Regions from separate parts of the Homo sapiens genome. Here region 1 is linked to region 2. Evidence: chromatin loops called from intact Hi-C (ENCODE). Cell type or tissue: heart right ventricle. All regions are shown on one strand.

What was found. Hi-C counts contacts between places; a loop is a spot of excess contacts. Peaks named below come from ENCODE experiments on the same cell type or tissue, not always from the same donor. Only the 100,000 strongest peaks of a DNase experiment are listed, where the experiment ranks them.
Region 1: a loop joins it to region 2, with 3 times the contacts of the local background. A loop is called at or near these places in 62 of 110 quality-filtered maps.

Annotation. Positions count from the first base shown.
Region 1 is chr15:29,750,354-29,754,353 of GRCh38, reverse strand. All of the region lies in intron 8 of TJP1 (tight junction protein 1), which reads left to right. Among named protein-coding and RNA genes, the nearest start is that of TJP1, 70 kb to the left of the region's middle. In heart right ventricle, no CTCF peak of the experiment used is centred here; no DNase peak of the experiment used is centred here; H3K27ac peaks cover 438 bases.
Region 2 is chr15:29,910,346-29,914,345 of GRCh38, reverse strand. It overlaps a transcript of TJP1 not described here. Among named protein-coding and RNA genes, the nearest start is that of TJP1, 90 kb to the right of the region's middle. In heart right ventricle, no CTCF peak of the experiment used is centred here; no DNase peak of the experiment used is centred here; H3K27ac peaks cover 4,000 bases.

The sequences.
Region 1 (4,000 bases), 160 kb after region 2:
GCCTGTTGTTTTCTTTGTGTTCGTAAGTTCTTACCATTTAGCTCCCACTTACAAGTGAGAACATGCAGTGTTTGGTTTTCTGTTCCTGCATTCGTTTGCTAAGGGTAATGGCCTCCAGCTCCACTCATGTTCTGGCAAAAGACATGTTCTTTTTTATGGCTGCATAGTATTCCATGGTGTATATGTACCACATTTTCTTTATCCACTCTGTCATTGGTGGGCATATAGGTTGACTCCATGTCTTTGCTATTGTGAATAGTGCTGCAGTGAACATTTGTTTGCATATGTCTTTATGGTAGAATGATTTATATTCCTTGGGTATATACCCTGATTGGTGAGTTTCAGATTTTATTTACTGATCATTGGTGTTAGTCTTTTGTCTAAATAAATTTCATAACTCCAATTTGATAAGTGCTTTATTCTAAACAAGAATTACATATATTGTTGGTAGTGAACATGGTGTTGGTAGTACTACGTGTTCTTTTTTAGGCTCACCATGAGGTCCTTTACCTTTGTTTTTTTTTTTTTTTTCTGTTTCCCTTTCATCTGAGAAAGATAGAAAGGGTGCCAGTTAGAAAGATATGATTCATTAAGTATTTCAATGGTTAATCAGCGAGTCGAATCAGTGACTTCTTTCCCATGGCTCCTGTACCTTACACCGTGACCAATGTGCATAGTTCTGAGTGATCAACAGGCGGCACCACAGTGAATGTTCCTTCTGTAGTGAAGGTTGAAAGATTTTACCAGTAATGTGGATGTTATCCTGCTCATTCGTCCTTTGCCAAATACTTACTAATGTCACATATATGTTATCAGTGTATGGCGATAAATATCCTGAGCAATCTTTTTTTTTTTTTTTTTTTTTTTTTTGACACAGAGTCTTGCTCTGTCTCCCAGGCTGGAGTGCAGTGGCACGATCTCGGCTCACTGCGAGCTCCGCCTCCCAGGTTCACGCTATTCTCCTGCCTCAGCCTCCTGAGTAGCTGGGACTACAGGCACCCGCCACCACGCCTGGCTAATTTTTTGTGTTTTTTAGTAGAGACGGGGTTTCACTGTGTTAGCCAGGATGGTCTCGATCTCCTGACCTCGTGATCTGCCTGCCTCAGCCTCCCAAAGTGCTGGGATTACAGGCGTGAGCCACTGCGCCTGGCCATATCCTGAGCAATCTTAGGCAAGATCCCTGCTATCATTTGGATGTAAGCTCTATATCCAAAGCAAATACATAAATTTGAAAATACAAAAAGTAAATTTTCGTTAGTGGTTAAATGCTATAAAGAGAATCAGGGTAGTGTAATAGTGAAGCAGGAGGGGACAATATTAAATAACAGGCTCAGGGAAGAAAGCTTCTCTGAGGTCACATCATTTTGAACTGGGTAAGAAAGACCCTGGCAGGTGAAGGTCATTCTGGAATAAGGCAAAGCGTGTACTGCTCCTGAGATGGAAACTCGACCTACTGGAAGGGCAGCAATATAGCCCATGTGGCTACATCATAAGAGCAAGGGAGAAAGTGATTTGGAGATCCAAGAAGTGAATTTTTTCTGTTTTAAAAAATTTGGTTAGAACATGAAAGTTTTTTTAATGTTGTTTATTACTTGAAATGTTATTAAATGCTTTTTTGCTAATATGTTTTATCTAACATTTCAAAGTGAGTGGAATATCGATGACATCCTGAACTTTTGTGAACGAACTGTTATTTTCAGTTTGAGGGGATTTCAGGTTACTTCATTGAAATTCCAATGTGAGGTTTTATTTTCAGTGTGCTTTTGTGAGGGGCCAAAAGAGGGAAGATTTTAGTTGATTAAGTTTCTCTAGTTAATGGAAACCCAAGTATAGTCATGGGGTATTCAGTGATTGCTGTTAGATTTTAACCCTTAAGAGGAGATCATGGATCAAATAGCAGAAAGGCAGGCTTCAATATTTATCATATATCCCGTTTAAAAAGTGAAAGTAGGCCAGGCACGATGGCTTACACCTGTAATCTCAGCACTTTGGGAGGCCAAGGTGGGCAAGATCACTTGAGGTCAGGAGTTCAAGACCAGCCTGGCCAACATGGTGAAACCCAGTCTCTACTAAAAATACCAAAATTAGCTAGGCGTGGTGGCGTGTGCCTATAATCCCAGCTACTCGGAAGGCTGAGGCAGGAGAATCGCTTGAACCTGGGAGGCAGAGGTTGCAGTGAGCCGAGATCATGCCACTGCACTCCAGCCTGGGTGACAGAGCGAGACTCCGTCTGGGGGGAAAAAAAAAAAAAAGTGTATTTAGCCGGGCGTGGTGGTGCACATCTGTGATCCTGGGTACTCAGGAGGCTGAGGTGGAAGGATCGCCTGCTTGAGCCCAAGAGGTTGAGGCTGCAGTGTGCCATGATCACGCCACTGAACTGTAGCCTGGGCAATAGAACAAGGCCCTGTCTCAAAAATAAGTAGTACAAAAATAAAAAGTAAAAGTATAAAGTTTATTTACTCCATCAGCTGAGATTTGTTTTCTTCTACAAGTACAATATTTAAAAATGGCAAATTTAAAAACAAACTGCTCCACTTGTCTAAAATAGTAAATATACAAAAAAACTTATTTGCAGATTTTTTAAATGTGAGACAATTTTCTGTTTTCTCTGAGAGAATCCTAATAAGATTTGTGACATTGGTCTCCCACTATAAAATCTACCAAATAAACTGCACAAAGTGCTATGTTAGTCATAAGTATTAGTCAAAGTACAGAATAATCATTATACCACCAATGAAGGTGTAACAACACAATTCTTTAAGTGAGACAAAAGTCCTCTTGGGCTTTCCTCAGTTGTTTCTTACTAAAAGTTGTCCATATCCATGAAAATTACTTTTGAACCACAGACCTGTTTTTCTTCTAATGCGGATGGACTAGATTAATAGATGAATGTTTAAGATGAGAAGCACTTGTACAGAAGAATAAGCTCCACAAACACATACATCTAAATTATTGCCTAAAAACAATATCACAGTGAAATAGACTCAGATTTTTTCAGAAGCATGCTCATGAACACATGTATGTTTTAGAAAGCAGATTACATGTAAAGGACAGATTTACATTGTGAGAAATTAGCTTACAAAATGACAAAGTGGAATTAAGGTAATTATTTTCTTGCCTTCTCAGCATACTTCCTGGGCAACTTTTTTACCTTTTGTTCCCAAGTACCAGCCCTGTATCTCTTGCTTTCTCATCCCCAGAATTCTTTGGGTACCAGTGCAGAGAGAGACCATTTTTTAATCGTTGTGAAGGGGGAACTTCAATGTGTATATATTTGTTTCCATATAAAATCAGAGGATTAGCAGTGATTGCAACATTCTAAGTATGAAACTGGAGTGTGCCTTCACTTTTCTGTCTTTTTGCAATAGAGCCTTCCAGGCTGAAATTTTCCTGTCAGTGGAAAAAACTTTGGAATACAGTTAACTTAAATTCTTAGCATATTTTTATTGTTAATTGTGGTTGAGATAATCCAATGCCTTTTAAAGGGATTAGTAGCTAGCTTTTGTTTTCAACCTAAACTGTGGTGTTCTTGCCTACCTTATGCAATTAATGAACTTGTGAAAAGTATGTATAAATCCGTTTTTGTAGTATAAGTCTTTAATTTGTAATGGGGAGTTGGCTTTATAAAAGGATATTCTACTAGAGTGAATGTTCAGCGCTTCATTTATTTCCTGTATTAAGGTTATTTTTAAAATAAGGCACATCAAGTTGATTGGAAAGGTGTTCATAGAGCTAGAAGTAAGAGGGAAAGGGCTATGAAATGGCGACCAGGCATATCTTATCAATCAGGAGACAGAAAGCACAGTTTCCATGAACAGAGAAAGTTGAATGTAAAGAAATTAAACATAACAGGAGTAATGAGGGATTGACTGGTAAGAACTAAAGAGAGCTCTGAAGATTAAGAACCACGGATAGGGCTGGGCGCAGTGGCTCACACCTGTAATCTCAGCACTTTGGGAGGCCGAGGCGAGCAGATTGCCTGAACTCAGGAGTTCAAGAC
Region 2 (4,000 bases):
CAATTAGGGGAGCTCTATATAGCATCCCCTTTCAACTTCAGGCAAACGTTTATTTAATAAGCAAATGTTTACCAAATAAATATAAATTTGCTCCATGATGTATGAAAACACCAGGGAAGAAACTATATTTATTTAAGGTGTAATCCATGCTAGTGAGTCGAATTTCTAACTTACAAAAATCCTCAAGTCATATGAAATGTTTTGTACGTTTAAAACATATTAATACTGTTTGGATGGCTATCTTCAGCTTATTCCAATACTATATGTTACATTCATTCCCTTGTGTGACAGAGGCAGATACCATCCCCCTGAGGTTTCCTAATGCCATGAGAATGTGGAAAGCAAGCCTCCGGAGAGCGAACTCACTCTGAGAAAGGCTTTGAAGATTGTTTTCTCATCTGCTTTTTATTTTCATATGCAAGTACGGTCCTCTGTAGTACATCTTATCTCTCTCTTTAGCCAGAAATACTTTGGCCCATAAAAATAGAAGAAAATCTCCAGCTAAGAGTGACACAAGTGCAGAGGTTAAATATTCAGTTCTTTGAAGTGAAATCATTTTTTTGTTCTTAGTGTAATGATACCCCTTTTCCTCCCTCTCCCTTCCTCTCCCTCAACACTTCCCAGGTCAGCAAGCTAGAAACTTTGTTGTCATCTTTAGATCCTCCCTCTCTCACTCTCACTCACTAGTTATTTTTAAGTCCAGAAATGCGATCTTCATAAGTGTCTCTGAATTTATTCTGCTCACTGCAAACTTAACTCCTGCTGCATCTTGATGCACTTGAACAATACAGTTCTTAAAGTTCTTAACCCTTTGGAGGTTATGAACTCCTTCAGTAGCTAATGAAAACCATAGACCCCCTTCTAGAAAAAGATGTGTGTATGTACAAATGTGTGTGCACATACACAATATTGCAACCATTTTAAGAAATTCACAGACCCCAATTAAGAAACCCTTGTAGGTCATTCTCCTGCCTCTGATACCTCCCACAACCAACAAATCCTCCATATTTTTATCAAGGTTATCTTTCCAAAATAGATTTAGTCATGTCAGTCCTTTGTCTAAACACTTTACTAACTTGCCATTGACTGTAGAATAAATTCTAGTGTATTTAATCTGGTCTTTTAAGTCCTCCGTATTCTACCCCCTTTTTTTTTTGTGATCCCCCTGCTTTCATGAACTATCTACTGCTCTATTTGCTATTCTCCACACCTGCTGTGAGTTTGTAGAACTTTTTGACTGCTTGTGCTGTCCTTGTCTCTAGGATATTTACCTTCTTGCCCTTCTTTTCTTCACTGTTGAGGGCTTTATTTTTTCAAGGCTCTGATGAAATGGTTGTTGTTCATGAGACTATCACTCCTCTATTAATCTCTGCTCGTCTCTGCTTCCTGCAATCCTGCAGAACTGTCTGCCTGAGCTGGCGCATCTACTAAGTTAAACCGTATGAAATTACTGATATTCAGCTGCTTTTAAAACTTATTTTTAAATTTACATACGGTAGCATTCACTCTATTTGGTGTACAGTTTCTGAGAGTTTTGATAAGTGCAATAAGTTATGTAACCACCACAATCAAAATTCAGAACAGTTCCATCACCTCCCAGAATATTTTTTCCAAGCTCCCTCTTTTTTTTTTTTTTTTTTTTTTTTTTTTGAGACAGAGTCTTGCTCTGTCTCCCAGGCTGGAGTGCAGTGGCATGATCTCAGCTCACTGTAACCTCTTCCTCCCGTAACTTCTGCCTCAGCCTCCTGAGTAGCTAGGATTACAGGCATGCACTACCACATCGGCTACTTTTTGTATTTTAGTAGAGACATGGTTTCACTATGTTGGCCAGGCTGGTCTCAAACTCCTGACCTTGTGATCCGCCTGTCTTGGCTTTCCAAAGTGCTGGGATTACAGGCGTGAGCCACCACGCCCGGCCCCAAGCTACCTCTTTGACTACAAATATTTCTGTTTTTCACTACAATTAACATAATTTTGTGTGGTTCTACCTAATATTTGATTCAAAACTAAATAGTTGTTTTCTTGTGGTTATGGACTGCCTATTTGTGTTAAAAATTCATATGTTGAAATCCTAACTCCCCGGTGCCATGGTATTAGGCGGTAGGACCTTTGGGAGGTGATTAGGCCGTGAGAGTAGAGCCTTCATGAATGGGCTTAGTGCCCTCATATGAAGAAGGGGACCAGTGCCTTTCTTTTCTCTCTCCACCATGTGAGGCACAGCAAAAAGCCATCTACAAAGCAGGAAGCGGGCCTCTCCAGGCATTAGATCTGCCAGAGCTGTAATGTTGGACTTCCCAGCCTCCAGAGCTGTGAGAAATAAATATTTGTTAAAGCCACCCAGTCTGTGGTATCTTGTTATAGCAGCCCAGGTGACTAAGACACTCATCTTTCTCCTCATTGGATTGCGAACTCCCCAAGAATCCAAATCATGCCTTATTTTTCTATATCCCCATAACTCCTAACATAGATAAAGCCTGGTGCATTTTAAGTTCCCAGAGCCTGAGTCTTAGTTGAGTCAACAGAGGAATGCATGCTTAACAAAAATAATTATGAGATTTGCTTTCATTATGAGACTGAACTTCCGTGATATGGTTTGGCTCTGTTTCCCCATCCAAATCTCAAGTCAAATTATAATCCACAGTGTTGGAGGAGGGACCTGGTGGGAGGTAATTGGATCATAGGGGTGGATTTCCCCCTTGCTGTTCTCGTGACAGTGAGTTCTCACAAGATCTGGTTGTTTAAAAGTGTGTAGCACCTCCCCCTTTGCTCTCTCCTGCTGGCCATGTGAAGATGTGCATGCTTCCCCTTTGCCTTCCACCATGATTGTAAATTTCCTGAGACCTCCTCAGCCATGCTTCCTGTACAGCCCATGGAACCATGAGCCAATTAAACCTGTTTTCTTTATAAATTACCCAGTCTCAGGTAGTTTTTTATAGAAACATGAAGACAGACTAGTACATTCCCCCTTCTTATTTTCCTGCCTCTTCCTTCTTCTGCTGAATTTACTAATGGGTTCCATTATGCCTTGCCCGGTTCTTGAGATAGTCATTCTAGAAACAGCAACTCAGCTCTGTCAGCCTCTGGGTTTTGGAGTTAAGTTCTGAGACTGAGCAGATCTGGTGTGCTGTATGCCAGCTCTGAGCCTGAAGCATTGGGACCACCTCAGCTGCAGTGGGCAACTGCTGACATGACTGCATTTGAGTAGGTTTCATGAGAGATACCAATGCAGGTAAATGTATTGTAGAGGAATAAGGTGACTGAATCTTTAGCATATTATTTATTTGCATCTGCTCTCCCTAAGATCATCATAGTACAGCTTACTGCCTCCAGTGGTCTGAAAGCAACAGAGTTATCTGGAGCTAAAAGTATCAGCTAGTGAGTGTTAGAGGGGCACCCGTTGATGTACTCTTACCATGCAGGTGTATGTTCTCCTCTCCCTGTCTTTCAGGGCTCATTGATCATTTAATTCCACCTCAGATAATCTGTCACTCTCTTTTAGTTTACCCCATCACATATAATTGACAATGCAGAATCCGTGTATAAGTTGGGACTTCTCTGTGCTTGTAGCGTGTTATTTTTAGGAGAGGAGGTGATTACTCTCATATCATTAGAGTTATTGGGGAAGCAATTTTGTTAGTCATTATGCATATCAATAATTATACAAACTGATTTATGAGTGCATTTTTATCACTAGTATTATTAGTGCAGTTGTTAGAGCTAAACCACAAATATAATTACTTTCAACTTTAATGAAATATAGAATAATCTACATTCAGATAGTAAGAATAGTATTAATCGCTGACAATAATTAAAATACACTTCTACATATAAACAGTGTTTAAAATGTAGAAGTAAACATGATACCAGACAATATTTTCAAAGTGGAAAGGCTAAGGGAGTGGTGAAAGTGTTTAAAAACAGGCCTGTGTTTAGGACTTCCTAGCGATAGGCTAAGCACCTTGGCAGAGAGTCAGGTATTGTAGCAATGAACTTGGGTGGA